Regions from separate parts of the Homo sapiens genome. Here region 2 is linked to region 1. Evidence: read pairs that join two places in POLR2A ChIA-PET (ENCODE). Cell type or tissue: Caco-2. All regions are shown on one strand. Region 1 has its middle 110 kb from the start of TRK-TTT1-1. Region 2 has its middle 170 kb from the start of TRK-TTT1-1.

The links. ChIA-PET counts read pairs that join two places held together with the same protein. Peaks named below come from ENCODE experiments on the same cell type or tissue, not always from the same donor. Only the 100,000 strongest peaks of a DNase experiment are listed, where the experiment ranks them.
Region 2: POLR2A ChIA-PET joins it to region 1 with 8 read pairs; 2 of 35 experiments call an interaction of 5 or more read pairs at or near these places.

What each region holds. Positions count from the first base shown.
Region 1 is chr16:73,583,021-73,587,020 of GRCh38, forward strand. It overlaps a transcript of ZFHX3 not described here. Among named protein-coding and RNA genes, the nearest start is that of TRK-TTT1-1, 110 kb to the left of the region's middle. In Caco-2, no CTCF peak of the experiment used is centred here; no DNase peak of the experiment used is centred here.
Region 2 is chr16:73,649,805-73,653,804 of GRCh38, forward strand. It overlaps a transcript of ZFHX3 not described here. Among named protein-coding and RNA genes, the nearest start is that of TRK-TTT1-1, 170 kb to the left of the region's middle. In Caco-2, no CTCF peak of the experiment used is centred here; a DNase peak (open chromatin) is centred at 1,977.

The sequences.
Region 1 (4,000 bases):
TAGTCTTAGGATGTAAGAAAATTAAAACTGCAGGGTTGTGGGAAGTGTCTACAAACCACAGCTTTCCCAGCTATGGAGACGCTGACATGGCCTTGGAAAATACTTGCAGAAAACTCAACCTGCACTGACAATATCTGGGCCAATCAGGTTCCTTTCCTTCTCATCTGCTCCCATTCCTGTACATCCCTCTTCCCCAAGAAATGAGCCTATAATATCTATTCCAGATGAATATGCTCCCATTTGAAACAAACCTAGAAAATCTAAATAAAAGTTTTTAAAATCCACAACTAATCTTAAAAAAGAAGAAACCTGTGGTACTAAGAAGGAAAAAACAGGTTGAAAACCAGAGAGTTAACTGCATGAGCTGACACTGTGGATAGTGTAGTAAGAATAGGGCATGCATTTCAAATTTAGGACCCCAGAGATACCAGTTTTAATGACTAGGTAGAGATAGAAAATAAGATTGTGTGTCCTGTGTGCTGTGGAGTTAAAATAACGCCCACATAATTTGGGATCATCAAAGAAATTTTGCCATTCTCCTCAGGGAGATAACAATGAAATTTATCACTACCTGGGATTTGGGTAGAAAATAAGTTCTACTTGTATAGGCAAGGCAAATCCCAGAAATTAATGCACCACAAAATCTTTCTGGATAGACATGTTCAATTCTATCATGCTTAATTCAATTCATGTAACAAATGTCCCACTGTAAATAAACTCACAATTGACAAAATATAACATAAAAAACTATCTTGAAAGAGAATCGGCAAAACCCAATAAACAGAGTATTAAGACCCTCTAGAACTTCTAGTAAAATTGGACAGATTCTGATCAGATTCTGATAGAGACTGTAATATGAACGTATACAAAATGATTAACACTATATAAGAAATAATAAAAAGAATAGGAAAAAATTACTCACTATGAAACATGAAAGGGCAAATAAAAAATAAATAGTACATTTACAAATTTTTAAAAATATGCTTAGACATTGAATTCTAAAATCTCAAAAAACAGGCTAAAGAGCAGATTGGAAATAGGTGAAGACAGAATTAGTGAATTGGAAGATCTATCTGAATAACTCATGCAGAGCATAGTACAGAAAGACAAAAATACAGAAAATGTGAAAAAGTGGTTAAGTAAGATTTAGAGGAAGAAGTTCTAACATACATCTAATTGGAGTCCCAAACGATGAGAAAGAAAGAGAATGAGGCAGAGGATATGTTTAAAATAATAGACAAGTAATGGAAGTCAGATTAATAGAGCCTAGTAAATCCTAAGTAGAACAAATAACAGTAAATCCATATCTAAACCTCTCATAATGAAATTTCAGAACAGCAAAGACAAAGAAAAGACCTTAAAAGTATATAATGTATCTTTAGAGGAGAAACAGATAGACAGCTGACTGCTGATCATCAACAATGGAAGTGAGAAGCCCACAGAATAAAATCAGCAATATGTTAAGAGAAAGTAACTAGAAGTGTACACTTCAACAGATAGTGGGGAAAAAATATTTTAAGAACAAAGGTGAAAACCCAAAACAGCTTGCCAACATCAGGGCATTACTAAAGGAAAGTCTAAAGGATATACTTTGGACATTATGAAAATTTTTGTAAAGTCAAAGATGAAGACGGGATAAGGTCAGGTCATAGGCATGGGCAAAGATTTTATGATGAAATCGCCAAAAGCAATTGCAACAAAAGCAAAAATTGACAAATGGGATCTAATTAAACTAGAGAGCTTCTGTACAGCAAACAAACAACCATGAGAGAGAACAGACAACCTACAGAATGGGAGAAAATTTTTGCAATCTATCCATCTGACAAAGGGCTAATATCCAGAATCTACAATGAACTTAAGCAAATTTACTAGAAAAGAAACCCATTAAAAAGTTGGCAAAGGACATGAATAGACACTTCTCAAAAGACGACATACATGTGGCCAACAAACATGAAAAAAGCTCAACATCACTAATCATTAAAGAAATGCAAATCAAAAAATGAAATACCTTCTCACACCAGTCAGAATGGCAATTATTAAAAAGTCAAGAAACAACAGCTGCTGGTGAGATTGTGGAGAGACAGGATCACTTTTACACTCTTGGTAAAACAAACAGGTCAGGTGCGGTGGCTCACACTTGTAATCACAGCACTTTGGGAGGCCGAGGTGGGCGGATCACGAGGTCAAGAGATCGAGACTATCCTGGCCAACATGGTGAAACCCCATCTCAACTAAAAATACAAAAATTATCTGGGTGTGGTGGCGGGTGCCTATAATCCCAGCTACTGGGGAGGCTGAGGCAGGATAATCACTTGAACCCTGGAGGCGGAGGTTGCAGTGAGCTGAGATGGTGCCACTGCCCTCTGGCCTGCCAACAGAGCGAGACACCATCTCAAAAAACAAACAAAACACACACTGGGGCTTGTCGGGAGGTGGGGGCAGGGAGAGCATAAAAGACAAATAGCTAATGCATGTGGGGCTTAATACCTTGGTGATGGGTTGATAGGTGCAGCAAACCACCATGACACATGTTTACCTATGTAACAAACCTGCACATCCAGCACATGTATCCCAGAACTTAAAACAAAAACAAAACAAAAAACAGCAAAAACAAACAACAAAAAGATGTGATAAGGAAGGAAAGGCACAGGGAGTGAAAACTATGTGTGTGAAACTAAAGAAACATTGACTTGATATGTAATGACTTGTGGGATTAAATGAGTAGAAACAAATCATGGCAGGAGCAGTTGGTAGGTAGTAAGTGCAGTTAAAATGTTTCAAGGTCTTGGATGTTTCAGGAGTAGGAAAATGTACTGATTAATTTTGGAATTTGATTAACTTATACGTAATTAACAAAAAGAAAGAAAAAAAGGCATTTAACTTCCAAAGTAGTAGTAGAAAAAAATAAACGTGGGATAACCAACTAATCCAAAAGAAGGTAAGGAGGAAATAAAATGTATATGGAAACACAAATATAAAATACAAAATAAGATAATAACACAAAATAAGAAAATTCTAAACTAAGAAAATAGACAGGGACTACAACTATATATTGTTTTTAATAGACATATTAAAACATACACAAAAGCCAGGCATGGTGGCTCAAACCTATAATCCCAGCACTTTGGGAGGCTAAGACAGGAGGATCACCTGAGGTCAGGAGTTCAAGATGAGCCTGGCCAACATGGTGAAACCCCGTCTCTGTTAAAAATAAAAAAATCAGCTGGGTGTGGTGGCACATGCCTGTAATCCCAGCTACTCAGGAGGCTCAGGCATGAAAATCACTTGAAACCAGGAGGCAGAGGTTACAGAAAGCTGAGATCGCACCACTGCACTCCAGCCTGGGTGACACAGCAAGACTCTATCTCAAAACAAACAAACAAACAAACAAACAAACAAACAAACAAAAAAACATACAGAAAAGTTGGAGGTAAAAAAAAAAAACCATAAATGAAACACTCTGGGAGGAAAAAACAACCTACTACAGCTATACTATTATTATTGGATAAAATAGACTTTAATTTAAAAATGTACTATAAGTATCAGTTCCTCAGAAAGATTTTTGAAAAAAATAAAATGTACTTCATGACACAGCCTCATATATATAAAATAAAAATTGATAGGATTACCAGGAGAAACAAGCAAATCAACTGTCTTTGATGAAGGTTTTAACTCATTTATGTTATTGGCAGATGAGGCAGACAGAAGATCAACAAATATATGGAGGATCTGAAAAACACAAAACTAAAATTGACCTAATGGACATATTGTTTTACCACATGAAATAGTTAGTATTAGATGACTTAAAAATTGTCTGAGGTTAGTGAAATTCATATCTAATATATATTCTATTATAGTCTGTTTAGCATTTTTAATAGAATTCTATTCCTTAATTTTCTTTGTTAATTGGGCTGTTTTTGCTATTATTTTTTCCACTATGTAAATACTGATGTCTTCCAAAGAATGCTGAATACTTTTAAAAAATATGAATGTAAACACA
Region 2 (4,000 bases), 67 kb after region 1:
ATAGCAATAATTCATAAGAGTCCAAAGGCCAAAGGAGGGAGGTAGAATCAAAAGGGTAGCTAGAGTAATTCTGACCCTGGCAAGAGGAAATCTGCATTTGATCGAAGCACTGGTGTGGTTCAGATAGATCTGGATGTGAGTCACGGCTCTAGCACTTGAAGAAAAATAGTTGTATAAGGATAAACAACTTATTTATCTGTGCGTCAGTTTACTCATTTTTAAAATGAGAAAAATAATGGTAACCATGTCTTGTGAAGACCATGGTTCCCAAAAAGTTGGAGTCAAGAACTTAAAATGGCAGGCTCTGATCATATACCTTCTGTCCATAACTCTGAATTTTCTCCCAAAGTGGAATAGCAGGACTTGTTATTCATAACCTGAATCATGGTTCAAATAAGAACCTTTAAGTAGCTATTTAAGATTATCAAAGATCTGAAAACATAGCAAAAAAATTAGCTCAAAATATCAGAGAAAGCAGAAGAAGCCCAAAGATGGAAGCAGAGTACTAAAGCTTTTTTTGCCCTAAGCGCATTTTCCAAAAAAAAAAAACAAAAACAAAAAAGCAAACTTCTCTAAATTAAATGGGATCTCAAAGACTTAACACCCTCAGAATAAGAGTAAGTGCTACCCCCAGCCCTCCTTCACTCTCAGGGGACTGACTTAAAGTTGTCTGAGCACTGAATAGAGCAGAGAGAAAAAAATGACATCAAAAAGCTATCCTCACTTAGATTTGCAGAATAATAATTCCTTGATTAGAAATATTCTAATTTATTTTTACCAATCAGCTATTTTCCTCCAAAATCACTTCCACCCTTTGGATGGATAATTTTGCCCTTCGACATTTTTTAAAGCTAAGTAATCACATTAGCTAAGTAATCAAAAACGAAACAACAATAACAACAAAAATTAAGGTGACAAATTCAATTTAGGGTGGTCTTGAAGGTACTTCTCTTAGGTGCCTGGCTAAGCAGATTTAACTCCTGTATGGAGGGAGTACCTTTATCCTAGGTCTCAAAACCCACAGATAGTGATTTTCAAGGACATTAAATAGCTCAGAATAAAAAGAAATGCAAGTATGTTAGGGAAAAATGCAAAAGAACAACTATGTCAGGAAGAAAAATAGAAAAAGACAAATGACCAAAACAGACCTATACACATAAATTATAAGGCACAGTTTATAAGACACTTACGATTATCAAGGTGTAATAAACAAAATAAGAATAAAAATTAAGCTTTAAAATATATGCAGGACACTATAAAAATATGTTCTAACAGATTTGATAAAGTACAAAAGAGAACTTCTAGAAACAAAAAATATAGAAATTGAAATAAAAAACACAATAAATCCATATAACAGCAGATTAGAAACAGCCAAAGAGAAAGCAGGCAAATGGGAGTATTAGTCAGATGAAATTATCCAGAATACGAGGAGAAAAAAAAAAAGCAGGGAAATGAAGAAGTTAAGACTCAGGGGATGATATAGTAAGAAGGCCTAATCTATTTTATGGGAGTTCTAAAAAGAGGATAGAGAGAATTGGCAAGAATTATTTAAAGAGAAAATGAGTGTTTTCTAGAAAGTAATAAGAAACAACTGTCCACAGGTTCAGTTTGAGAAGCTGTTAAGATCCAAAGCAGTATTAAATAAAAAAGGAAGAAAGCAACACACACTTGGAAACATCACAATGAAACTACAGAATACTAAAGACAATATATACAATCTTAAGAACAGTAATAATATAATAAAAAGACAAGGCCGGGCACGGTGGCTCACGCCTGTAATCCACTACTTTGGGAGGCCGAGGTGGGCAGATCACGAGGTCAGGGGATCGAGACCATCCTGGCTAACATGGTGAAACCCCATCTCTACTAAAAATACAAAAAAAAAAAAAAAAAAAAAAAAAAAAGCCGGGCGTGGTGGCAGGCTCCTGTAGTCCCAGCTACTCGGGAGGCTGACTCAGGAGAATGGCATGAACCCGGAAGGCAGAGCGAGCAGTGAGCGCAGATCACGCCACTGCACTCCAGCCTGGGTGACAGAGCAAGACTCTGTCTCAAAAAAAAAAAAAAAAGAGACAAATTGACTGGACATCTGACATCTTGATAGCCACAATGGAAGTCAAAAGACAGTAGAATTAATCTTCATTATGGTAAAATAAAATACTTAAAAAATTAGAATTCCATATCCAGAGAAAACATCTTTTAAGAGTGTTTTAAACCCTCTACACAGGGACAGGATAGACCCTCACCAAAAATCTGGTTTGGATGTTGAGAATGATGATGTCATACACACACCAAGAAGATGTGAAAAGATGTATTACTTATGTAATTGAGTCTTTTCTGGGAAGAGCTTAGAGGGCAAGGAAAGGAGATTGGCATGGGGCTTTTATAGTGGTAAGGAGGTGGACCCAAAGTGAGGGCTCCCACATGTGGGCAGGAGCTTATGTGCTACCACTCGTACCAAGGAGAGAACACTTTGGCTTTTTTATAAGCTTGCCCAGTTGTGGATCATAGGGAAAGAAAAATAAGATGAGGCTTAAAAGCAGTCAGCAGTTAAACACCAAAAAATGAAGTTAGAGTCCTTATTACAAACAGTAATAGAGGAAATAAAGACTTCTTTTAAACAAATAAAAACTGAAGATTTGCCACTGGAATATTCTCACTAAAGAAAATAAAATTTTTTGAGAAGGCAGAAGGAATCCCAAGAGGAAGTTCTCAGATACAAGAAGAAGATAAAAGAAAGAGCTAAATATGTGGACTCATTCAAATGAACATTGACACGAAATTAGTGACAATTCTTGGAAAGAATTTAGACACATGTATGACAAAATTATGTATGTTTGAAAGGGAGTAAATGAAGTTAACGTGTTAAAGGTATTGATTAGCTGGAGAAAGTGTCTGGAGAAACTGTAAAGGTATTGATTAGCTTTAGATTTTGATAAGTATACCTCCTGCAATTTCTAGGAAAAATAAATAAAAGAATGAAAATAAAGTGTATTATTTCCATATGAATACAAAAAATAGAATGATGAAAAATAATTAGAGAATACAAAATACAATGGCAAATTTAACACTGATTGCATTAAACACAAAAGTAAATGAACCAACAGCCCCAATTCTCCAATTAAAAAATAAATGGCAGACTGAATAAAAACAAAATCAATTCATAATGATGTTTATAAAAGACATATCTACAAAATAAAGATACAAAATATTGATACTAAGAAGATAGAAAAAGAAAGAACGTGAACATATCAACCAGAAGAAAAGTGGTGTAGCTATATTAGCAAAAGTATAGATTTTAAAACAAAAAGTATTGACAAAGAATGTTACTTTATTGTAATAAAGATTTAATCTACACTTGTCTTGCTAATTATTGGATGGACAGAAAAAAGTCAATGAGAATAAAGAAGATTTAAATAACATGATTAACAAACTTGACCTAATAACCTGTGTGGAACATTATACTCAGCAACTACACAACAGATTTCTTCCCCAAGTACACACAGAACACTTACAAAAATTCACCATATGATGATCCATAAAGCAAGTTTTAAACAACTTCTAAGAACTGAAATTATACAGAGCATTTTCTCTGATCAGACCTCAATTAAACAGAAATCATTAAACAAAAATAAAACTAGAAAATCTCCCATCAGTTTGGAAATTAGAGAAATATTGTTCTAAATAACTATGGCTCAACAAAGGAATCTAATGGAAATTGCACATCTAAAAATGCATGGTAATGAAATACACTACATATAAAAACTTGTGAGATATAACTAAAGCAATACAAATTTATTAGTGAAAATTCGGAAAAGTTATGAAGGGCAATGACTACTTTCCCATTTCTAAATTGTGTAAAAATAGAAAAAAAACCCACCCAAAACAAACAAAAGGGAGTGAAAGTAAAATAGTATATAAACTAGATTTAATAAAACAGAATGTGTTGAAAAACTAAAGGTGGTTCCTTGAAAGGAGTAAAATTGTAAAACATTTAGTGATA